Regions from separate parts of the Homo sapiens genome. Here all the other regions are linked to region 2. The links are chromatin contacts, found by Hi-C or POLR2A ChIA-PET in ENCODE. All regions are on one chromosome and are shown on one strand. Each heading gives the region's core, a stretch centred on a gene start or an enhancer-like site at or near the end of the contact. The rest is flanking DNA. Distances are from core to core; before and after follow the strand shown. Region 1 holds the start of ANGPTL6 (angiopoietin like 6). Region 2 holds the start of CARM1 (coactivator associated arginine methyltransferase 1). Region 3 holds the start of RAVER1 (ribonucleoprotein, PTB binding 1). Region 4 holds the start of S1PR2 (sphingosine-1-phosphate receptor 2). Region 5 holds the start of DNMT1 (DNA methyltransferase 1). Region 6 holds the start of PRKCSH (PRKCSH beta subunit of glucosidase II). Region 7 holds the start of ECSIT (ECSIT signaling integrator).

Region 1 (3,428 bases), core at 449-2,948, 770 kb after region 2:
CTGGCCACCAACTCAGAACCATAAAACTACACACACACACACACACACACACACACACCACACACACAAACAAAACAAAAAAAACACCAAAGAAAGATAGCTATCACTGTACATATGAATACTGTCCAGGATATCAGATCAATTATCAAATCCAAGGTCTCTGGTGTTTTGTCTCACAGTGTTGAATATATGAATGCTTCTCTATTATACTGACTTGTATTATTTTCAACAAATAATTATGTGGACTCAAAATCTTACATTTTTATTTCTTTTCTTTTTTTTTTTTTTTTTTTTGAGACAGAGTCTTACTCTGTCGCCCAGGCTGGAGTGCAGTGGCTCACTGCAACCTCCGCCCCCCGGGTTCAAGCGATTCTCCTGCCTCAGCCTCCTGAGTAGCTGGGATTACAGGCATGGGCCACCACACCCGGCAAATTTTTGTATTTTTAGTAGAGACGGGGTTTCACCATCTTGGCCAGGCTGGTCTCGAATTGCTGACCTCGTGATCTGCCCACCTTGGCCTCCCAAAGTGCTGGGATTACAGGCGTGAGCCACCGCGCCCAGCCTTACATTTTTATTTCTAATTATAAAATCCAGATTAATCCAAAAAACATAAATCACATGTAACTGAGGTAGGGTTTTCACTTTAAGAATATATTGTTTCTATCACAATTTAAAAATTTACAGCTGTGTCTTTTATATTTATTTTTTATTTTAATTAATTAATTCCTCACTTTATTATTATTTATTTATTATTTATTTATTTATTTATTTATTTATTTTTGAGATGGAATTTCAGTCTTGTCGCCCAGGCTGGAGTGCATGCGGTTGCTCGATCTCGGCTTACTGCAACCTCCACCTCCTGGCTTCAAGCAATTCTCCTGCCTCAGCCTCCCGCGTAGCTGGGATTACTGGCGCATGCCACCATGCCCAGCTAATTTTTGTATTGTTAGTAGAGACGGGGTTTTAGCATGTTGGCAAGGATGGTTTCGAACTCCTGACCTCAGGTAATCCACCTGCCCCGGCCTCCCAAAGTGCTGGCTTTCAGGCATGAGCCACTGCACCCAGACTTTCGCTGGGTGTTAATGTGTGCGTGCGTGCAAATGTGTGTGTGTGTGTTTGTGTCCACTCTGTTATGTGCCCATATGTGTGTGACAGCTGTGGTGTACATGTGTGAGTTTCTGAGTCAAGCTACCTTGGCTGGCTCCCATCCTGGTCTCTTTTTGGCTGTGTGACCGCAGGCAAGTTGCTTACCCTCTCTGAGCCTCAGTTTTCCCTGCTGTAAAATGAGGGTACATACAGAATCCAGCTCAGGTTGTAAGGATCAAATACGTAAAAGGTGTGGAGAGTTTAGAGCCAAGCCCTACACACGGTAAGTCCCCAGTGATGTTCCTCTTTCTATGTGTGGTGTGTGCGTGTCTGGGGCTGGGATCACGCCTGGCTGCCCCAGGGCCTGCAGCCTCCCACGCTCTGGGCTCTGCAGTGGAGGGTGTGGGGGAAAGGGAGGGATGTCCAGGACACTGACCTGTGTTATCAGGCTCTGGTGGCCTGGGCAGGGGGGTCTGGCAATTCTGTCTCATTTCTCATTCGGGAAATGCTAAATATTTATAGTTTGGGCTCCTGGGCCCAGCATCCCAGCTCCACTCCCAGGCTCTGGGGGCTGGGGAGTGGTTACCAAGCCTCCTCTCTCCTTCTGTCCCACTGCCCTCTCCCCGTCTCTAGCTCAGAGGCCCCACTGGACCCTCGGCTCTTCCTTGGACTTCTTGTGTGTTCTGTGAGCTTCGCTGGATTCAGGGTCTTGGGCATCAGAGGTGAGAGGGTGGGAAGGTAGGTGGAGGTTGATTCTCACTGTGGGGAAACTCCGACCACAGCTTGGCTTGGGGGCCCCCAGGCCACCCCGCCACCCCAGGCTGAGAGTGTAAAAGGCAGCGGGTGTTATACACACGTCCCAGTTCTGGGGGGTTGCTCAATCTCTGTTGTGGGGGGTGGGGCATGTCAGTGATCGGGGACAAAGAGAGGACCCTACCCCCGGATCCTTGTGAGCCCCTGCTTGGTGTCTGAGTCCAGAAGTAAATGTGGCCATCTCCAGCCCAGAACCCTCCATGGCTCCTGCCTGACTCAGAGTAAAACCCAAGTCCTCCTCCGGGCCCACAGGACCCTTCACACTTTGCCCTGACACTTCTTACCTCCTCCTGCTTCCCCCTTCTCTCTTCCGGCCTCATAGACATTTCTGCCATTTCTTTTTTTTTTTTTTTTTTTTTTTGAGACAGAGTCTCGCTCTGTCACCCAGGCTGGAGTGCAGTGGCGCGATCTCAGCTCACTGCAAGCTCCGCCTTCCGGGTTCACGCCATTCTCCTGCCTCAGTCTCTGGAGTGGCTGGGGCTACAGGCGCTCGCCACCATGCCCGGCTAATTTTTTTTTTTTTTTTTGTATTTTTAGTAGAGACGGAATTTCACTGTGTTAGCCAGGATGGTCTCGATCTCCTGACCCCGTGATCCACCTGCCTTGGCCTCCCAAGTGCTGGGATTACAGGCGTGAGCCACCGCACCTGGCCTTTTTTTTTTTTTTTTTTTTGAGCCTTGCTCTGTCGCCCAGGTTGGAGTGCAATGGCGCAATCTCTGCTCACTGCAACATCGGCCTCCTGAGTTCAAGTGACTCTCCCACCTCAGCCTCCTGAGTAGTAGCTGGGATTACAGGCATGCATTACCATGCCCAGCTAATTTTTGTATTTTTAGTAGAGACGGGGTTTCACCATGTTGGCCAGGCTGGTCTTGAACTCTCGACCTCAGGTGATCCTCCCGCCTCGGCCTCCCAAAGTGCTGGGATTACAGGCGTGAGCCACCGTGCCTGGCCCCTTTCTGCCATTTCTTGGGTGCAATCTCCGGGCCTTTGCACCTGCTGTTCTCTCTGCCTGGAATGCTCTTCCTCTTCTCTCTCTTCCATCAGGTCTTTGTGAAAGTGTCCCTTATTCTTTATTTTATTTTTATTTTTATATTTAGTAGAAATGGACTTTCACCATATTGGCCAGGCTGGTCTCAAACTCCTAGGCTCAAGCAATCCTCCTGCCTTGGCCTCCCAAAGTGCTGAAATTACAGGCATGAGGCACTGTTCCAGTCAAGTGTCACTTCTTCTGTGAGGCCTTTCCTGACTCCTCTATTTTATTTTTTTTTGAGACAGAGTCTCGCTCTATTGCCCAGGCTGGAGTGCAGTGGTGCAATCATGGCTCACTGCAACCTCTGCCTTCCGGGTTCAAGTGATTCTTGTGTCTCAGCCTCCTGAGTAGCTGAGACTACAGGCGCGTGCCACTACGCCTGGCTAATTTTTGTATTTTCAGTAGAGACAGGGTTTCGCCACGTTAGCCAAGCTGGTCTCAAACTCCTGGCCTCAAGTGATCCTCCCACCTCAGCCTCCCAAAGTGCTGGGATTACAGG
Region 2 (3,072 bases), core at 51-2,550:
TGCAAGAAGCCCTGAAAGACAAAGCCAAATGACACAGAGTAGCAAAATGTGAACAAGGAATCAAAGAGAAGAGATAAGAAGGAGTAACAAGAAGAAGAATGAACTACAAAGACTGGGAGCGGGGGTGGGGGGTGCTGGCAAACGCATTTGTGATTTTCTTTTCCCCCCAGTGAAATGTCAGTTTTGAAAGCAGCTTCGGAAAATGTAACCAGCTTCTCACATCCCCCAAAAGAAGATGGGAGGAGGCTGTTAGCTCTTACTTCGAAGCCCGGCATCAGGAAGGGGCCCGTCCCGTCCACGTTTCCACGAGGAGCTCACCCTGCGGCTCCCACCGTCCCCGCATGGGCCCTCTCCCCAGATCCTGAAGTTTCCCATTCGGGGGTCCTGAACGCCACACCTCGCACAGCGGTGGAACTCGGTACTCGCGGGCGCCCCAGACCAGCAAACACTTTCCAACCGTCCTGAGCTATCCAGGGGGTCCCCAGAGGGATCCCGGGCCGCCCACGCCCCACCCTCCTCCCTGCAGAGGCGGCCACGCCCGCCCCCGAGACGCCCACCTCTCCCGCACCCCGGACCTCCCTCCCCCACGCTTAAGCCCACCACGCCTGGCGTCCTCCAAATTCCCCTTCCACTCAGAGCCCCCCACTTCCTGCTCACCCACCCCTCCCAAATCTCAGGCCCTTCACTCCCCATTTCGCGCTCCCTTGCTCACTCTGGGCACCTTGCCCCTCCGGCCACCACGCACGCCCTCTTTTCTCTGTCTGTCCCCTGGCACCGGCCCTCCACGGTCGCTCCCTGCAGGCCACCGGCTCAGTCCCGGGGACCCCACGCCAGGCCCCCGCGCTCAGGGCCCCTCCCCGCCGGCCCCCGCCCCGGGCCGGCCTCGTGAGCAGCCCCGGCCCTGCGCCTGCCCCGGGGCCCCGTACTCACGGCTGTAGAGGGCGATGCCCGCCGAGTCCGGGCCGGCGCGCACCTCGAGGCGCAGCGCCTGCTGCTCCGCGTGCCGCTGGATCTCGCCGTTCGCGTCGCCGATGGTGAGGAGGCGGGCGCCGGGGAACACCGACACGGTAGCGCAGGGCCCCGCGCCGCCCGGGACCGCCGACCCCGCGCCGCCCGCGCCCGGCCCCACCGCCGCCGCCGCCGCTGCCATCTTAGATCCGGCTCCAGGCCCCGCCGCCGCCGCCGCTGCGCCCGGGCCCAGGCCGCCGCCGCTGCCGCCGCCGCCGCCGCCGCCGCCGCCGCCGCCGCCGCCGCCGCCGCCGCTGCCGCTACCGCCGCCGCAGCCGCCGTGCAGGCCGAGGCCGAGCCGGGCAGCGCCGCCTGCCGGCCACGCGCCGCCTCGCCGCCGCCGCCGCCACCGTCGCCGCGGCCCGGCCCCGTGGCGCAGCGCCCTCTGCCGGCCGTCCTGGGCGCGGGGAGCTAGCGAGCGAACGAGAGGGCACCCCGTGGGGCGGGACCGGCTACGCCCCGCCCCGCGAGAACGGTCGCCGCTTTGTGAGGTGGCTCCACCGCCCGGGAACTGCGGGGCGGGAGGGTACGTCGGGGGCGGTGCTCGGGCGCGCGGGCACGCCCCTCGGAGGCCTGGGCCCCGCCCCCAGGCCGGCGCCTCATTAACGGCTGCTTTCGAGTGAGGCGGTGCGGGGACGGCGGGGGCGGTGCTCGGCCGCGTGGACACGCCCTGTACCCCGCCCCACACAAGCAGCCGCGCGTCGTGATGCGGCTTCCCTGCCCCGACCTGGACACGCCCCTGAGACTGGGCCCCACCCCCCCGGGCCCGCCCGGCTTTGTGAGGCAGCCCTCAGGGAGGCGTGGCCCAGCCGCGACGAGGCCCCGCCCCCGTGCCTGCCCGCGCCCTCCCACCCGGACTCGCTTTGTCAGCCGCCCCGCTCTGGGGAATGGGCGGGGGAAAGGGCGTGGCCAGCGCCCGGGCCTCGCCCCCAACCCTTCCCCCCACCGCCCCCGCACCGACGATTTCCGATGAGCCCTGGCCTCCAGGAGCAACCTGAGCCCGGTTGAAAGGACCCCTCCCCGACATTCGACCGCTCCTCCTCCCTTCCCCATCATCTCTGCCCACATTGCCTTCTTAATCCTTAATGTTTGACTGTCTCCTTTCGCACAAGATATCCTTTGACCCCCTCCTCTCTCAGCCCCTCCTCCAACGATGCTGAGTCCAGCCTGGCCCGGCGCAGGGCCCCTCTCCCGCCACACAAACCCGTCTTCTCTCTGCATCCCCCTTCATTTTGGGTGGCCCCATCTCTTTTGGGCGACCCAGTGAGCTTGGGCCACTTCCTAGCACTCCAGCTTTAACTCTTCCCTAGACCTCATTTACGCCTCATTCCTTTTTTTTTTTTTTTTTTTTCTTTGAGACGGAGTCTCGCTCTGTCTCCCAGGCTGGAGTGCAATGGCTCGATCTCAGCTCACCGCAACCTCCGCCTCCCGGGTTCAAGTGATTCTCCTGCCTCAGCCTCCCGAGTAGCTGGGACTACAGGCATGCTCTACCACGCCCAGCTAATTTTTTATTTTTAGTAGAGACGAGGTTTCACCATGTTGGTCAGGCTGGTCTTGAACTCCTGACTTCAGGTGATCCGCCCGCCTCGGCATCCCAAAGTGCTGGGCCTACAGGCATGAGCCACCGCGCCCGGCCCCTTTTGTTTTTTGAGACAGGGTCTCACTGTGTTGCCCAGGCTAGAGTGCAGTGGTGCCATCATAGCTTACTGCAGCCTCAACCTCCTGGGCTCAAGCAACCCCCTGCCTCGGCCTCCCAAAGTGCTGGGATTATAGGTGTGAGCCACTGCGAGGGGCCCTCATTCTCCTTCATGTCCCTCACCCGTAGCCCCTGTCATTCCACCTCCTAAACCCTCTAATGCAAGTACCGTTGCAGAGACCCTGGCATGGCACTGCTGCACTCCCCACACCCCCAGGAGGCTCCGCATACACCACCCTGACTGCCCTTGAGAGATGCTTCAAATTTGGTGAATTCAGACACGCTCCACCCCCCAGCCATCCAACCATGGGATCCAGAGGTCCCCAGCTTGAAGGATTCCACTCCATAGAGGCCTGGGAACACCTTGA
Region 3 (3,311 bases), core at 1-2,500, 540 kb after region 2:
CCTAGGACCCATTGTGAACCTCAGCGAGCCCACCGCCCATGAGGGGTCCACAGTGACCGTGAGTTGCATGGCTGGGGCTCGAGTCCAGGTCACGCTGGACGGAGTTCCGGCCGCGGCCCCGGGGCAGCCAGCTCAACTTCAGCTAAATGCTACCGAGAGTGACGACGGACGCAGCTTCTTCTGCAGTGCCACTCTCGAGGTGGACGGCGAGTTCTTGCACAGGAACAGTAGCGTCCAGCTGCGAGTCCTGTGTGAGTCGGTCACCCTGACCTTTAATCCCTCCACCCCTGCCCTGGAAAGATTAGACGCTCCTCTGCACCACTGTGCCTCGGGTGTGTTGGGTGTCTGATCACACATGGTGGTTCCACAGATGGTCCCAAAATTGACCGAGCCACATGCCCCCAGCACTTGAAATGGAAAGATAAAACGAGACACGTCCTGCAGTGCCAAGCCAGGGGCAACCCGTACCCCGAGCTGCGGTGTTTGAAGGAAGGCTCCAGCCGGGAGGTGCCGGTGGGGATCCCGTTCTTCGTCAACGTAACACATAATGGTACTTATCAGTGCCAAGCGTCCAGCTCACGAGGCAAATACACCCTGGTCGTGGTGATGGACATTGAGGGTGAGCTAACACGGGGCTGCGGGTCTGGACCGGTAAGCCGGGGGGCGGGGGGGTTGGAGACAGAAGGGACGCATATTGACTTAGCGCTTTCTCTGCACAGCTGGGAGCTCCCACTTTGTCCCCGTCTTCGTGGCGGTGTTACTGACCCTGGGCGTGGTGACTATCGTACTGGCCTTAATGTACGTCTTCAGGGAGCACCAACGGAGCGGCAGTTACCATGTTAGGGAGGAGAGCACCTATCTGCCCCTCACGTCTATGCAGCCGACAGAAGCAATGGGGGAAGAACCGTCCAGAGCTGAGTGACGCTGGGATCCGGGATCAAAGTTGGCGGGGGCTTGGCTGTGCCCTCAGATTCCGCACCAATAAAGCCTTCAAACTCCCTAATCTGTGGTTTGATTCCACCCGCGCTGCAAGTCTCTCCCACCCAGGTGCACATCCACTGAGTAGCGTCGCTGCGACGGAAGGGGGCGGGGCCTGTGGCGCGCAGACGCAGCTTGAACTCTTGAGAGGTGGGCTGGGGCTTAGCCAACGGGGCAAGGGGGGCGGGAAGGAGGTGGGGTTTCTCCCAGCCAATCGACGGGCGCGCCCTCGTTGCCGCTCTATGCCGCTCCGCCCCGGCTCGCTGGTCCCAGAAGGCGCCGGGTTTCCCAAGATGGCGGCGGACGTGTCCGTTACTCACCGGCCCCCGCTGAGCCCTAAGTCTGGGGCCGAAGTCGAAGCCGGCGATGCCGCGGAGCGCCGGGCGCCGGAAGAAGAGCTGCCGCCTCTAGATCCAGAAGAGATCCGGAAACGCCTGGAACACACCGAGCGCCAGTTCCGTAACCGCCGCAAGATACTGATCCGGGGCCTCCCGGGGGACGTGACCAACCAGGTATTGGGGGGGGCGGTGTAGGAGCGTGGCGGGAAATACCACGGTGCGCGTGCGCGGGGGGAACCGGGCGACACCAACGCTGAGGTGCGCGGGGGTCGTTGGCGGGGGCGCCCAAGCACCGGATCCACGCGGGATCGGGAGAGACCAAGAGCGGGACGTGGGGGGGCGATGATGAAAGGGGAAACCGACTGCGAAGTGAGGGAGGGCGTTGCTAGGGGCGACCACAGGCTTGGGCGACACCAAGTGATGGAAGCGGGCGGGGAATGGAAGGGGGCGGACAGCTTTGGTCCTGTTGGGGAATTGTGAATGGGCTGGTACATTGGACCACCAGTTGCCCCCTGCTTGGATGATGCTTTTCTCCACCCACTCTACCACAGGGTGGCGGGACCTCACATCCAGAAGTTTCAGGACTGCGGAGAGTACGCCCCTCCATATCACGCGTTTATTCACTGCTCTCAGAGATAAATCCGGAAGTTAACAGCAGCCCCTGGGTCTCAGCCCCCAAAACCTCAGGATTAATTTGGGAAAATGGGGTCTTCTGCCACCAGCCTACAGACCTACAGGAAGGAAGCGAGGCCTGTGTTCTATGGAGCCCCTCGTGGCTAATCTTCCTGCTAGGAGTGCCCTTCTCATGGGGCCAGCATGGGGCAGCGCTTCCCAATGCTCTTTGGACCCAGGGAAATGGCATCTATACTGCCCTGCCCTATGGCGGTGAAATAGGTTCTCGCTTCCTGCTGCTGAGATTCCCTGCTCTCCGGCCCACCAGCACACCGGGTGGGCACGTGGCTAGTGGAACCCCAGGGATGTTGGGAGGGGCTGAATTTGGGGACAGATCGGGACAGGGATCATTAAGGATGGTCAGGTTTCTTTCTGGGTCTTCCTCTCAGTGTCTGCAGTCTCTCAGCTGGGAACACATTGTCTCTCCTGCAAGATGCACAGTGTGTCTGGTCCCAGCAGGCGCCAGCACTTTGCCTTCAAAGCTGGCTTGAGAGGCTGGGCATGGTGGCTCATCCCTTTAATCCCAGCACTTTGAGAGGCTGAGGCAAGAGGCTGTATTGAGCCCAAGGGTTCGAGACTAGCCTGGGCGGTATAGTGAAACCCTCATCTCTACAAAAAATTTTTAAAAATTAGCCAGGCATGGTGGTGCGTGCCTGTAGTCCCAGCTACGCAGGAGGCTGAGGTGGGAGGATCACTTGAGCCTAGGAGGTTGAGGCTGCAGTGAGCTATGATTGTGCTACTACACTCTAGCCTAGGTGACAGAACAAGACACTATCTCTAAAAAAAAGAAAAATAAATGAGCTGGCTTGGAAGAGGGCAGCTTTATCAGCAGGAGGAAATTGGGAGGCATGTGAACCCACACAACGTGGGGCTTACTAGAAGGTGGGCTCCCCAGTCAGGTACCCATGGGTGGCTGCGCTGCCCAACTGCATGGCCTCCAGCAGATCTCTTCACTTCTCCTAGCCTAAGTTTTCTCATATACAACATGAGTTTGTTAATACTTCACTTACAGAGTTGTTGGAAACAGTGAATCTTGCAAAAGGAGGTTCATGCAGGTTAAATGGCTTCCCTAAAGGCATACTCTTTTTTTTTTTTTTTTTTTTTTTGAGACGGAGTCTCACTCTGTCGCCAGGCTAGAGTGCAGTGGCTTGATGTCTGCTCACTGCAACCTTCACCCCTCGGGTTCAAGCAATTGTCTTGCCTCAGTCTCCCGAGTAGCTAGGACTACAGGTGCACGCCACCACAGCCAGCTGATTTTTGTATTTTTAGTAGAGATGGGGTTTCACCTTCCTGGCCAGGATGGTCTCGATCTCTTGATCTTGT
Region 4 (3,014 bases), core at 293-2,792, 640 kb after region 2:
CAGCCTGGCGACAGAGCTAGACTCTGTCTCAAAAAAAAAAAAAAATCCATCTGGTCAAGGAGTTTTTCCTTTTTGTTGCTGTTGTTGTTGTTCACTGCTGTGCCCAGTAGGTGCATAAAAAATATTTGTTGCCAGGTGCTGTGGTTTACATTTGTAATCCCAGCACTTGGGGAGGCCGAGGCAGGCGGATCACTTGAGGTCACGAGTTCGAGACCAGCCTGGCCAACATGGTGAAACCCTGTCTTTACTAAAAATACAAAAAAATCAGCCAGGCGTGGTGGCACGCGCCTGTATTTCCAGCTACTTGTGAAGCTGAGGCACAGGAATAGCTTGAACCTGGGAGGCAGAGGTTGCAGTGAGCTGAGATGGCACCACTGCACCCCAGCCTGGGAGATAAAGGAAGACTCTGTCTCAAACAAAAAAATTTTGTTGCTGGAATGAGGGGCTTTCCTATCCTGTTGTCGAACTGCTGGTTACACACACACACACACACACACACACACACACACACACACACATCATTCGATGAAGGTGTAGTGTCCATCATTTCCGCAGGCAGGCACACAGAAATGCCCAGGAATTAGTGAAAATTGGAAATCTGGATAGAAGACTGGGCCCGACGCTGGAAGGCAGGCACAAACTGGGCCCCGCCAGAGGGGACAGTGATCTACAGAGGCAGGAAAGAGTGTGGAGTGTCCCCAGTCCCCCAAGGGAAACAGGGCAGCACCTGAATTCTGGAGGTCCTATCAAGGGAGAGACTGGTCAGGCACAGTGGCTCACGCCTGTCATTCCAGCACTTTGGGAGGCTGAGGCAGTAGGATTGCTTGAATGCAGCAGTTCAAGACCAGCCTGGGCAACACAGCGAGACCCCATCTCTACAAAAAACTGCAAAAAATTAGCCAGGCATGATGGCGCACCTGTAGTCCCAGCTACTCTGGAGGCTGAGGCAGGAGGCTGAGGCTCCCGTGAGCTATGATTGAGCCACCACACTCTGGCCTGGATGACAGAGCAAGACCATGTCTCAAAAAAAGAAAAAAAAAAAGAGATCAATTTTGTCTTTGGGACAGGACATCGCACTTAGTAGGAATTTATTTGTTGGGTGGACACACAGTAGGCACTTAATGCCTATTTGCTGCGTTGACACCTAGTAGGTACTTCCAAGGCTCTTTGTTGAGTCAATAAATGTGACCTCGTGTTTTCTTCCAAGTCCAGGGTCCCAGGGGTAAGCCCAGAGGTAACCTGGGGTTGAAGACAGTTGTTTCAGGTTGAGGCCACCTGGCCAGGAGTACTGTGACGTCACCAGGCTGCGTGACGTTTCGCGCCGGCCGGTTCTCACGGGTGGGGGCTGGGAGGGGCAGAGTGAGAGATCGGGTGGGGGGGGCGGACAAAGGGCCCTCCGTGCAGCTCCTGTCGGCCCCCGCGTGCGCCCCGGCCAGCCGGCCGGTCACATCTGGAATTCATTGCAGCCGCCGCCGGAAAGGGGAGGAGAGGAGGGCGGGGCGAGCGGGGGGCAGAGGCGGCGGCTCTCCGCCCCCCCCTCTGTCCCTCGTCCCAGCCCCGGGACTTAGCCGAGCCCGGCTGGCAACCCCAGCCCCAGCCGCGGCCGCCCTGGGGACGCAGACGCCAAGGCCCCTCCGGCCAGGGCCGGGAGCCGGGCCGGCCTAGCCAGGTGAGCGCGCGTGGCGACAAGGAGGCAGAAAAGGCGGGCCTGGTCCCCTGAGGTCTCGGGATCCGAGCTGAGGGGCCCCAATCGGGGGGCTGGGGCGCGCACGCGCCGCCTGGGTTCCTGCTGCACGGAGCGGGTGGTCACAGTGCGCCCTCTCCAAGAATCCGGGCGGCCCCCACTGCCTCGGCCGCGAACCCGCAGACTGTGCTCCCCGCCTTTCTCAGCGGCAGGAAGTTGGCGCCGGGGAGAAGGCTGAATCCGAGCGCTTTCGACTGGAGTCTTTGGGAGGCAGGACGCCGTGCTCGGGGACCGGGGTCTTGGGGAGTGTGTTTGGGGGGGGGCAACACCCCTCCTGGCTGACTCCGGCTGAGCGAGGGCAAAAGGATGTGCGCGCCGTGGAGCCTCCAAGCCAAGGGGCGGCACCCACGGGGAGGGCGGTCGGACGTCGGGCTTTCTGCCTCGGTTTCCCCAAGTTGTTTGCCTCCTCCGGTCCCCCGGCGGGGGGCGTGGCTTTGTTTTGTAAGGAAAGAGAAAGTGACTGCGTGGCTCAGACGCCTCCTCTTTCAACTCCGGCTCAGGGATGGGTCGTGGGTGAAGGCGCGCGTGGCGCGGACCTCGCGTGGCCCCGAGCCGGGCGGAGCGTCGGAACTCGCCCCCTTCTCAGGCACGGGTTGACTCACCCGGGGATTTCCACCCCCTCCTCTGTCTCTGTCCTTGTCAGATGCTCCGGGCCCCACGCGCTGAGCCCACAGTCCCCCTCGTGGGGCGACACGGCCAGGCGCGGAACTCGCGGTGCAGCTGCTGCTGCGATCTGGTCCCCCACCCCCAGTCTTCCCAGAATCTCGAGGCGGGACCCCTGGCGGGACGGAGAGGAATCCTTCCAGTGCCGCTTGGAGACGTGGGGGCCCCGCGCGTGTGGCGGTCTCGGGGGCGGGGGGGAGAGGAGGCGTGGCTCCCGCGCGAGCGAGCGTGGATACCGCGCATTCCTAAACCAGATAAGGAGGCCGAGAGTGCGGGCCAGCACGGGGTCGGGTCCTGCTGCCATCTCCATGGAGACACGCTGGGCTTTGCCTGGTTGATGGTGGGCGATGGGGGCGCTGCCCGCGGACCAGAGGTGTCTCCAGGCTCCTTTGTTGCTGTTTGGGTCTGGGCTGAGCTTAGGAGTTTCCACCCTTGGGAACCCACTAGGGTCTCCTTTGTTCATTGGTTCATTCATTCATTCATTCATTTGCCCATTCCACACGTTTTCTGAGTGTTTTATTTGTGCCAGGCATCCCTGTAGGGGCTGATAACTGACTTGCTCCCTGGCCTTAGGCATTGACTGTCTAGGTGGAAGCCAGACAGAAAA
Region 5 (3,422 bases), core at 78-2,577, 680 kb after region 2:
AAATTAGCCAGGCGTGGTGGAGTACGCCTGTAATCCCAGCCTACTAGGGAGGCTGAGGCATGAGAATCGCTTGAACCTGGGAGGCAGAGGTTGCAGTGAGCCAAGATCTCACCACTGCACGCCAGCCGGGGTGACAGAGTGAGGCAGGGTCTTACCCTGTCGCCCAGGCAGGAGTCCAGTGGCCCAATCATGGCTCATTGCAGCCTACACTGCCAGGGTTCAAGCCATCCTCCCACCTCAGCCTCCCAAGTAGCTAGGATTACAGGTGTGTGTCACCATGCCCAGCAAATCTTTGTATTTTTTGTAGAGATGGGGTATCCCTATGTTGCTCAGGCTGGTCTTGAACTCCTAACCTCAAGCGATCCTCCCACCTGGGCCTCTCAAAGCACTGGGATTACAGGCGTGAGCCACTGCGCCTGACATGGTGCTTCTTAATTTATTCTTACTTTTTATTTTTATTTTTTTGAGACAAGGTCTTGCTCTGTCTCCCAGGCTGGAATGTAGTGGTACAATCATGGCTCACTGCAACCTCTGCCTCTCCGGTTCAAGTGATCTTCCTGCCTCAACCTCTGGAGTAGTTTGGACTATGGGCACATGCCACAACGACTAGCTAATTTTTGTTTTTCTTTTTTTCTTTCTTTCTTTCTTTCTTTTTTTTTTTTTTTGAGATGCAGTTTCTCTATGTTACCTAGGCTGGTCTAAAACTCCTGGGCTCAAGCGATCCTCCCACCCTGGCCTCCCAAAGTGCTGGGATGACAGGCGTGAGCCACGTGGTGCTTAAAAAAGGCAACAAAAAACCCCCCACACACTGGGTATAGAAGTGGCATGGGCCTCTATACACTGTGAGATTCTTGGTACTAGCTACAAATTCTGTGTATACTCAAGATTTTCTAGAGTAGGTGCAATTACCCCGTTTTACAGATGAGGACACAGAGGCTGAGCCGTAGTGACCCACCTAAGGTCGTATAGCCAGCAAATAGATGGAGGTTGGATTGGAACTGAGGACTTTACTCAAGGGCTCTCACAAACCCTTGGGGGCTTCTCGCTGCTTTATCCCCATCACACCTGAAAGAATGAATGAATGAATGCCTCGGGCACCGTGCCCACCTCCCAGCAAACCGTGGAGCTTGGACGAGCCCACTGCTCCGCGTGGGGGGGGTGTGTGCCCGCCTTGCGCATGCGTGTTCCCTGGGCATGGCCGGCTCCGTTCCATCCTTCTGCACAGGGTATCGCCTCTCTCCGTTTGGTACATCCCCTCCTCCCCCACGCCCGGACTGGGGTGGTAGACGCCGCCTCCGCTCATCGCCCCTCCCCATCGGTTTCCGCGCGAAAAGCCGGGGCGCCTGCGCTGCCGCCGCCGCGTCTGCTGAAGCCTCCGAGATGCCGGCGCGTACCGCCCCAGCCCGGGTGCCCACACTGGCCGTCCCGGCCATCTCGCTGCCCGACGATGTCCGCAGGCGGTAGGTACCATGGGGGGGAACACGGACTCAGGGGGACAGGCAGGGCGCTGGGTGGGGGGTCGCTTCCCCTCGGGGTGGCCGGTGGCCGCTGCTGACAGACGGGCGCGCATGCGTGGGGTGGTGCGGCGCGCAGCGGCAGTTGGCGCGGGCAGGGTGGCACTTCCGGTCGCGCGTGCCCGGGCTGTTTGGCGCCAAAATGGACCGTGGATTCCCCCGTAGCTCCCTGGTGGCTAGAAACTAGGCGGGGTGGGGGTTCTCTTTTGATCCCCAAATACAGCAAGCTTTGGGTTCGTTTCCGGGGTCCCCTTCTTCAAGCAGCGGTGGGCCGGGCTCTTGACTCCAGCTTGGTCGCACAGGAAGTGGGCAGCCCGCGGCCAACGGACACCCCTCGGGCACCGGCACTTCGGCCTCCACTTCCGGTGTCCGGCCCGGTCCCCGGGGGCGCTTCTGTGGTGGGGGGTCCCTCAGTGCCTTTCCCCCAAAGCTGTGCATCTCGATGGCGGCCTCCAGAGACGGATGTCACCCGTCGGGGCCTGGGCTGGGCTGGCTCATGTTCGAGAGCCCAGCCTTCCGTGGGGTACTCATTCTGTCAGTTGGGACTGTGTGGTTCTTGCTCCTTGGGAAAGTCCATGTTTTGGCAGGAACTTTAACCGTGCATTGCAGCGCAGGGCCCGGGAAGCGTGAAGGCTGCATGGTTGGTCTTTTCCTGTAAATCTGTGCCTGTGAGCCGTGGGCATCAGGGAAGTCTTGCTAATGAGAACTGGCTACACTTTCGTGTGTGTTTGTGTGTGTTCATGGGTGTGTTCTTTAGTGTGTGTCTAATGTTGGAGGCCCTGGCTTTAGCAGTTCATGCCTCTGTCCAACTTCCGTGCACAAGGATCAGTGGGAGCACTGGTCCCAGCCCCTTGTTCATGAACGCCATCAGTTCATTCCTGAAAACTTGTTCAAGTGAGGTGTGCGTGAGTCAGAGGAACCCTCACCAGGCGTGGACACTTCCAGCTGGATTTGTGAAAGCACTCTTTGCCATTTTTCTATTTCCTTAGGCTTGTTAACTGACCTGGTTGGGCCAGTCCGGTTCTGATTTGGGTCTTTGGGGAGGGATGGATATTTGGTTCAACCCCCGCTTTTTTTCTTTTCTTTTTTTTTTTTTTTTTGAAGGCTGGGTGCTGTGGCTTATGCCTGTAATCCCAGCAATTTGGGAGGCAGTGGCGGACGAATCTCTTGAGCCAGGAGTTTGAGACCAGCCTGGGCAACAAGGCAAAACCCCATGTCTACTAAAAATACAAAAATTAGCCTGGAGTAGTGCCGTGCGCCTGTGGTCCCAACTACTCAACAGACTAAGGTGGGAGTATCACTTGAGCCCCAGAGGTTGAGGCTGTGTGTAGCGAGCTGAGATCGCGCTATTGCACTCCAGCCTGGGTGACAGAGTGAGACCCTGTCTCAAAAAAAGAAACACTTTTTATTTTTAGAGATGGGTCTCACTCTGTTGTCCAGGCTGGAGTGCCCTGGCACAATTATAACTCACTGTAGCCTTGAACTCCTGGGCTTAAGGGATCCTCAGCCTCCTGAGTAGCTGGGACCACAGGCGCCCACCACCATGCCCAGATGACTTTCTTAGTTTTTGTTTCTGTATACGTGAGGTTTCACCATATTGCCCAGGCTGGTCTTAAACCCCTGCCCTCAAGCAGTCCTCCTGCCTTTGTGTCCCAAAGGTTAGGATTACAAGTATGAGCCATCATGCCTTAACTACTACTTTTTTTTGTTTGTTTGTTTGAGATGGAGTCTCATTCTTTCACCCAGGCTGGAATGCGGTGGCGTGATCTCGGCTCACTGCAACCTCCACTTTCAGGGTTCAAGTGATTCTCCTGCCTCAGCCTCCGAAGTAGCTGGGATTACAGGTGCACACCACCACGCCTGGCTAATTTTTGTGTTTTCAGTGGAGTCGGGGTTTCTCCATGTTGG
Region 6 (3,322 bases), core at 327-2,826, 560 kb before region 2:
AAAAAAAACTAGCTGGGCGTGGTGGTGGGTGCCTGTAGTCCCAGCTACTCAGGAGGCTGAGGCAGGAGAACGGTGTGAACCCGGGAGGCGGAGCTTGCAGTGAGCCGAGATGGCGCCACTGCACTCCAGCCTGGGAAACAGAGCAAGACTCCGTCTCAAAACAAAAACAAAACCAAAGACACGGTCTCATCCAGGCACGGTGGCTCACACCTGTAACCCCAGCACTTTGGGAGGCCAAGGCAGGAGGATGACTTGAGCCCAAGAGTTCCAGGCTGCAGTGAGCTACGATCATGCCACTGTACTCCAGCCTCAGCAACAAAGCAAGACCCTGTCTCTTCAAAACACACAAAAACAAAAAGCCAGGGTCTCCCTTCACCTCTGTCTCCTGCTGGATTGCTCTTGGCCCCACCCTGTCTCCCACTTCTAGGGGTTTGCCCGTGTTGACCCCTCCATCTGCAGCACCTTCGGGATTCAACTGAAACCTCACCTCCTTGGAGGAGCCTTCTCTGACCCCGAGGCTTGGGAGGAGGACGACTCTGGGCTCCTCCAGCTGCCCGGGGCCATAACACTGACCACTGACTTCTGAGCTTGTTTCTGCCCACTCAAAGGGGAGCCAGCAGAGGTAGTATCTTGGTCACACAGACAGGGCCTGGCACTGAGCAGTGTTCAATAAACATCTGATGGATGAACAGAGAAAAGGCTCACCTGGCTCGTCAGAGCCATCTTTGCAGTCGCAATAGTCATCGTTGACCTGATCAAATGGGATGGTGGCCGAACCGTCCAGGCAGGTGAAAGGCTTGGACTCATCGTAGAAGTGATGATCTGCGGGGTACAGGAAGCTCAGCCCAGGGCAGGTAAGCGCCTTCTCCACCAAATACCACCTCTGTCCTCCCATCCCCACCAGCGGAGCACTACCGGGAAACTGAGTCAAAAGGCTGTAAATGCCTATCCCTAAGGCCCAATGTTGGCCCCTCCCACCTCCAGCCTGGCGGGAGGGTGAACAGGAGGACTCACTGGTGAGGGAGACGCCCCGGGGCCTCTTGACCTCCACGGCCCAGCACATGGGTAGCAGCAGCAGCAGCGGCAACAGCATCTCACCAGACGCTCTGAGGCCCGAAACGGGTTCTGTGGGAGGAAGCCTACAGCGGGGAGATGCGCTGTGTCTTCACGCTGCAGGAAGAAAGCGGATCCCGGTCAGTGGGAGAGGGCTACTTCCAGCCAATTGGATTCCTCCATCGCTTCCAGGCAATGAGGCCTCACTTTGTTTCCGATATGGGGGCGAGGGGCAGCGATCTCCCCAATCCTGGCCAGTCTCACTTTGCTCAAATCAATGGCGAGGATCTCAAGATCTCAAAACCTCCGCTCCCTGTGCCCAATTGTGACCCAATTCCCGCCAACAGACCAAAGGGATTAACAGCCTCCGCCGTCCACACCCACACATGCACCCTCCGGTTGCCCCCTGTAAGAAACTGAGGTGCCCTCCCACCCGCTCGTTCACACCTACACGAGGCCGGAGCAAAGGTCAGTATCCACCGCACCCCTCTTGTCCAGCAGCCGCGGTTCCTGCTGCAGAAAGAAAGCGGAAATTTCTGGACCCCGTCACTTCCGGTCGTACGTTCCGCACCGGGAACGGAGACTCAGGGTCGCCATGTTGGGAGAGGCAGGAGTGGGGGCGGTGCCAGAGCCGAGACGGCCATCTTGGGCAGGACTGTGAAACCTTAGAGAGGATAGTTCTGAGGGCTAGCTCTTAATGGCGGCGCAGCGTACCTCCATCTTGGGAGTGGCGGCTTCTCAAGCCGGAAAGAAAGTTCCTGAAAAATGCCCGCGAACCCCCAGGGGCGGGATAAGGTTGGGGGAGGTAGGGAAACGGAATGAGCACGTGACCCCAAAGTGTCCAGACCCTCCGTCCTGCGGCGCGGCTCTACCCCGCCCACTGTTGGGACCGCCCCTCTATGCAGCCTCAGCCAATGAGAACGCAGTGTCAGCCACGGAACGCGGGTGATCTCCATGGAAACAGTGGAGAGAGACGGGGAGGCGGTTACCTGGCAACCGAGAGATGCGGAGCGCAACCACCTAGCGGTCGGAAAGTGCATTTTTCAGAGCCCTAGGAATCCGAGCTGACGGATCCCTGACAGGGGCGACTGACTCCTAGTTATCCCCCTAACCCCTAGGGGCCTTCAGCCCCAACCCCATCATGACATCTCCTCTGTGCAGGGCGGCCTCCGCCAACGCCCTGCCTCCTCAGGACCAGGCTTCGACGCCCTCTTCCAGGGTCAAGGGCAGGGAGGCTTCGGGCAAACCCAGCCACCTCCGAGGCAAGGGCACAGCCCAGGCGTGGACCCCAGGCCGTTCCAAGGGAGGATCCTTCCACAGAGGTGCAGGGAAGCCCTCTGTGCACTCTCAGGTGGCTGAGTTACATAAAAAGATACAACTGTTAGGTAAGATGGCTCCAGAGGGTACAGAGGGTCAGGGGTCAACAGTGCCCATCCAATCTTCATGGTGTGACAAAGGTATTTCTCCAGCATGAGTCTAGGTAAACCGTTTCTGGGCAAAAACTCATACTTAGTTCATGTTTTTCCTTCTCTGTCTCTTAAAACTTCTCATGGGTTCAGAACCGACTGAACTGTACTTCATACTTTCTTGTAATTTATTTTCTCTATTTTTTTTTTTTTTTTTGGCAGAATCTCACTCTGTTGCCAGGTGGGAGTGCAGTGGAACGATTTCGGCTCACTGCAACCTCCGCCTCCCGGGTTCAAGCGATTCTCCTGCCTCAGCCTCTTGAGTAGCTGGGACTACAGGCACACGCCACCACGCCTAACTAATTTTTGTATTTTTAGTACAGAGGGATTTCACCATATTGGCCAGGGTGGTCTCAATCTCTTGACCTCCCAAACTGCTGGGATTACAGGCGTGAGCCCGCCTCGGCCTCCCAAACTGCTGGGATTACAGGCGTGAGCCACTGCACCCGCGTTTTTTTTTGTTTTGTTTTTTGTTTTTTGAGACAGGGTCTTGCTCTGTCGCCTAGGCTGGAGAGCAGTGGCATGATCTCGGCTCACTGCAACCTCTGCCTCCAAGGTTCAAGCGATTCTCGAGCCTCAGCCTCCTGACTAGCTGGGACTATAGGTGCGTGCCACCACACCTAATTTTTATATTTTTAGTAGAGACTGGGTTTCACCATGTTGGCCAGGCTGGTCTCGAACTCCTGATCTCAAGTGATCCACGGCCTTGGCTCCCAAAGTGCTGGGATTACATGTGTGAGCCACCGCGCCCAGCCTTCTTTCTTTCTGACAGGGTCTTGCTCTGCTGTTGAGGCTGGAGTGTA
Region 7 (3,244 bases), core at 434-2,933, 660 kb before region 2:
AGAAGGACACCAATAACTCTGAAGGCCACAGCCAGGTCAGCGACCCCATCATCTTACCCACTCCCCAGCTAAGCAGAGCTGACTCTGCTTGCTTGTAGCTGCGGGAGCCTGGCAGAGGGCAGTAGCGCTCCCAGCCGCTGCCCACGTGCCTGTCAACTTGCCAGAGAGGAGTGCTCCAGCCAAGCAGCTGATTGGCTACAGGTTTTCTCAGATTGCCCAATCACAAGAGTTCTGATGAGGTGGATGTCCTGCGGCTGCGCAGAGTCCTTGAGGCATCCTAAGGGTAGGTTCTTGCATCCTAGTCTCCATGCCAGCTCACTGCGCCACAGAGGCTGAGGGACTGCAGAAATGGGCTTATGAGGGCAGATAGCCTTCCTTCCCGGGGGACACTGTTATTGCCAATAGCCCATTTTATGTGCTTATCCACCTTAGTTATTAACAGCCTAAATCTGGTGCTTTCTGGGGGAGACCAGGAGCCCCCATTACTCAATCTCACCTCGTTTTATCCCATTTCCTCCAAAGACTCCACTCCGACCACACAGAGTCTTTGCTGTTGTTCCCAGTGCCAAAAGCGTTCCCCAGATATCCAGATGGCTCACTCACTTCCTCCGGCCTTTACTCAAAGGACACCTCACTGAGGCCTTCCTATTTATTTATTTACTGAGACGGAGTCTCACTCTGTCGCCCAGGCTGGAGTGCAGTGGTGCTATATCGGCTCGCTGCAACCTCCACCTCCTGGGTTCAAGCAATTCTCGTGCCTCAGCCTCCCGAGTAGCTGGGATCACAGGAGCACGCCACCACGCCCCACTAATTTTTATTTATTTATTTATTTTTTGAGACAGAGTCTCGCTCTGTTGCTGAGGCTGGAGTGCAGTGGTGTTATCCTGGCTCACTGCAACCTCCGTCTCCCGGGTTCAAGCGATTCTCCTGCCTCAACCTCCCGAGAAGCTGGGATTACAGGCACCCACCACCATGCCCTGCTAACTTTGTATTTTTAGTAGAGACGGGGTTTCATCATGTTGGCCAGGCTGGTCTCGAACTCCTGACCTCAGGTGATCCGCAGGCCTCGGCCTCCCAAAGTGTTGGGATTACAGGCGTGAGCCACCGCGCCCTGCCCTATTTATTTATTATTACTATTTTTAGAAACAGGGTCTCACTCTGTTGCCCAGGCTGGAGTGCAGGGGTGCAATCATGGCTCGCTGTAGCCTCGACCTCCAGGGCTCAAGCGATCCTCCCGTTTCAGCCTCCCGAATAGCTGGGACTATGAGCATGCGCCATCATGCCCAGTTAATTTTTAAATTTTTTGTAGATAAGGGGGTCTCGCTATGTTGCCCAGGCTGGTCTCGAACTTCTGGCCTCCCAAAGTGCTGGGATTACAGGCATGAGCCACCGTACCGGCCCCCTTTCACTTTTTGTTTTTTTTTAATTCATTTTCTCATTTCAGCCGCTGGGGCCTGCGACTGGATTCATAGACTATGACTCCCAAGTCCAGCCTCCCGGGCCATTTCAAGGTTCCCAGGTCTGGAGTGCGTCTTGCCTCATTAGAGGCTGGGCCTGGCTCGTTATGAGGCGGGTCCCAGATCCTTCCGCCTTCCTATTGGCCCACCTCGCGTTGTGGGCGGGACCTATTACACCAGCTTTCTTGATTTGCTACCTCCCTGGAGCTCCCTGACCCGGACGCTCTCTGGGCCAATATGGCAGCGCCCAGCAACAAGACAGAGCTGGCCTGGAGTCCGCGGCTGGCCGCGTGAGTAGGTAGGTCGCGCGCGGGTAGGCGAACGCGAACTGCTGGGCTGCAGGCGGGCCCTTCAGGACCCGGCAGCGCGAGAGGGCAGCCCTGGAGGGACCCAGCTGCAGGGCCAGGGCGCCATGACCTTTCGTAGTGGGGGCGGGGACGCGCTGGGAAAGGCCGCCTGTCTTGTGCCAGCCGCCTCACGCCCCCAGTCTCCCATTTTGCAGATGACCTCGCGAGAGGTCACGCCGCAAGTCGGCAACCGGGCAGGATTTGGAATCCGCGTCTGCCTTTTTCCCCCAAGAGACCCAGAATCCTGGCAGCCGGTTTCAAAGCTGTTGTACGTACACCATACCTCGGGGTTCAGATTTATAGGTGTTTTTTTGAAATTGAGGCTTGTTTCCGTTCAGTTGTTACTCGTTAGGCATCTGTCATATACCAGGCACTGTCCTTGGTGCTGGAGACACAGCAATGAGGAAGATAGATAAAAATCTCTCATCTCCTGGGGGAACCAGACTTTGAACAAATTAGAAATAAACGAAACAGGTGATTTCAGATACTGATAAGTTACTAAAAATGCGTTAATGGTGTCGGGAATTTCGCTTGAGCCCAGGAGTTTCGAGACCAGCCTTGGCAACATAGCAAGACCCTGTTCTCTACAAAAAATTATCTGGGCGTAGTGGTGCACGCCTGTAGTCCTAGCTACTCGGGAAGCTGAGGTGGGAGGATTGCTTGAGCCCAGGAGGTTGAGGCTGTAGTGAGCCGTGATTGTGCCACTGCACCCCAGCCTGGGCAACAGAGCAGGACCCTGTCTCCGAAACAAAAATTAATAGGGTGATGAGGGCTTTTAGAATGTGGGGAATGGGAGATGGTCAAAGAAGACCTTTCATTGAAATGACCAGAGACAGCTGTGGGCAGATCTGGAGGAAGAAAGCTCTAGACAGAGAGAAAAGCAAGTACAAAGGTTCTGAGATGGGATAAACTTAGTTTCTTTCAGAAACAGTGTAGCTGAAGCTGCCAGTGGTAGGAGTTGAGTTTAGAGGGGTAGACCCTATCTGATTTTATTTATTTATTTTTATTTTTTAGAGACAGGATCTCACTTGTTCGTCAAGCCTGGAGTGCAGTGGTGCAGTGCACTCCATAGCTCACTGCAGCCTCAAACTCCATGGCTCAAGTGATTCTCCTGCCTCAGCTTTCCCAGTAGCTGGAACTACAGGTGCACACCACCAGGTCCAGCTAATTTTTTAAAATAATTTTTGTAAAGATCGTGTCCTGCTATGTTGTCCAGGCTGGTCTTGAACTCCTGGGCTCAAGCGATCCTCCCCACTTGGACTTCCAAAGCACTAGGATTATAGGCATGAGCCACTGCTCCCTGGCTATTTATTTATTTTTAGAGACAGGATCTCAGTATGTTGCCCAGGCTAGAGTGCAGTGGCTATTCACAAGTGCAGTCATGGTTCACTGCAACCTCTAACTACTGACCTTAAAGGATCCTCCAGCCTCAGTCTCCTG

The links. A loop is a pair of places that touch in the nucleus more often than their neighbours do. ChIA-PET counts read pairs that join two places held with the same protein, here RNA polymerase II (POLR2A). Pooled maps may share reads with other maps.
Region 1: a loop to region 2 is called in a pooled map, with 7 times the contacts of the local background. The contact joins the promoter of ANGPTL6 here to the promoter of CARM1 in region 2. A Hi-C loop is called at or near these places in 4 of 37 single-sample maps with no recorded cell type and 8 of 50 pooled maps. POLR2A ChIA-PET finds 5 or more read pairs at or near these places in 1 of 52 experiments (activated CD8-positive, alpha-beta memory T cell).
Region 3: a loop to region 2 is called in a pooled map, with 22 times the contacts of the local background. The contact joins the promoter of RAVER1 here to the promoter of CARM1 in region 2. A Hi-C loop is called at or near these places in 2 of 37 single-sample maps with no recorded cell type and 10 of 50 pooled maps. POLR2A ChIA-PET finds 5 or more read pairs at or near these places in 2 of 52 experiments (OCI-LY7 and WTC11).
Region 4: a loop to region 2 is called in a map with no recorded cell type, with 4 times the contacts of the local background. The contact joins the promoter of S1PR2 here to the promoter of CARM1 in region 2. A Hi-C loop is called at or near these places in 4 of 37 single-sample maps with no recorded cell type and 4 of 50 pooled maps. POLR2A ChIA-PET finds 5 or more read pairs at or near these places in 1 of 52 experiments (CD8-positive, alpha-beta memory T cell).
Region 5: a pooled map shows a loop between it and region 2 (12-fold over the local background). The contact joins the promoter of DNMT1 here to the promoter of CARM1 in region 2. A Hi-C loop is called at or near these places in 6 of 50 pooled maps. POLR2A ChIA-PET finds 5 or more read pairs at or near these places in 2 of 52 experiments (OCI-LY7 and RWPE1).
Region 6: a loop to region 2 is called in a map of naive thymus-derived CD4-positive, alpha-beta T cell, with 27 times the contacts of the local background. The contact joins the promoter of PRKCSH here to the promoter of CARM1 in region 2. A Hi-C loop is called at or near these places in 1 of 168 maps with a recorded cell type or tissue (naive thymus-derived CD4-positive, alpha-beta T cell), 6 of 37 single-sample maps with no recorded cell type and 19 of 50 pooled maps. POLR2A ChIA-PET finds 5 or more read pairs at or near these places in 3 of 52 experiments (B cell, GM12878 and WTC11).
Region 7: a loop to region 2 is called in a pooled map, with 18 times the contacts of the local background. The contact joins the promoter of ECSIT here to the promoter of CARM1 in region 2. A Hi-C loop is called at or near these places in 1 of 168 maps with a recorded cell type or tissue (ascending aorta) and 12 of 50 pooled maps. POLR2A ChIA-PET finds 5 or more read pairs at or near these places in 1 of 52 experiments (OCI-LY7).

The regions. Positions count from the first base shown.
Region 1 is chr19:10,100,948-10,104,375 of GRCh38, reverse strand. ANGPTL6 (angiopoietin like 6) reads left to right here and starts at 1,698. Exons shown (of 6, transcript NM_031917.3): 1 at 1,698-1,808. RefSeq lists enhancers at 1,519-1,568, 1,639-1,688.
Region 2 is chr19:10,869,781-10,872,852 of GRCh38, reverse strand. CARM1 (coactivator associated arginine methyltransferase 1) reads right to left here and starts at 1,300. Exons shown (of 16, transcript NM_199141.2): 1 at 931-1,300. The coding sequence starts at 1,150. C19orf38 (chromosome 19 open reading frame 38) reads right to left here. Exons shown (of 7, transcript NM_001136482.3): 7 at 3,063-3,072. RefSeq lists an enhancer at 1-30 and silencers at 771-980, 1,071-1,120, 1,251-2,040.
Region 3 is chr19:10,331,468-10,334,778 of GRCh38, reverse strand. It overlaps RAVER1 (ribonucleoprotein, PTB binding 1), which reads left to right and starts at 1,250. Exons shown (of 13, transcript NM_133452.3): 1 at 1,250-1,490. The coding sequence starts at 1,272. ICAM3 (intercellular adhesion molecule 3) reads left to right here. Exons shown (of 7, transcript NM_002162.5): 5 at 1-251; 6 at 371-619; 7 at 720-1,003. The coding sequence ends at 922. RefSeq lists enhancers at 1-225, 850-989, 1,230-1,449, 940-1,856, 1,857-2,773 and a silencer at 1,622-1,845.
Region 4 is chr19:10,229,859-10,232,872 of GRCh38, reverse strand. It overlaps S1PR2 (sphingosine-1-phosphate receptor 2), which reads left to right and starts at 1,542. Exons shown (of 2, transcript NM_004230.4): 1 at 1,542-1,669. MIR4322 (microRNA 4322) reads right to left here and starts at 2,460; the gene lies at 2,388-2,460. RefSeq lists enhancers at 988-1,037, 2,184-2,898, 2,838-2,917, 2,998-3,014 and silencers at 1,238-1,897, 2,608-2,657.
Region 5 is chr19:10,192,858-10,196,279 of GRCh38, reverse strand. DNMT1 (DNA methyltransferase 1) reads left to right here and starts at 1,327. Exons shown (of 41, transcript NM_001130823.3): 1 at 1,327-1,460. The coding sequence starts at 1,381. RefSeq lists an enhancer at 894-1,123 and a silencer at 1,384-1,623.
Region 6 is chr19:11,433,889-11,437,210 of GRCh38, reverse strand. PRKCSH (PRKCSH beta subunit of glucosidase II) reads right to left here and starts at 1,576. Exons shown (of 18, transcript NM_001289104.2): 1 at 1,505-1,576; 2 at 1,015-1,170; 3 at 706-822. The coding sequence starts at 1,093. It overlaps ODAD3 (outer dynein arm docking complex subunit 3), which reads left to right and starts at 2,090. Exons shown (of 13, transcript NM_145045.5): 1 at 2,090-2,438. The coding sequence starts at 2,195. RefSeq lists enhancers at 1,019-1,238, 1,489-1,898, 1,472-1,971.
Region 7 is chr19:11,527,573-11,530,816 of GRCh38, reverse strand. It overlaps ECSIT (ECSIT signaling integrator), which reads left to right and starts at 1,683. Exons shown (of 8, transcript NM_016581.5): 1 at 1,683-1,755.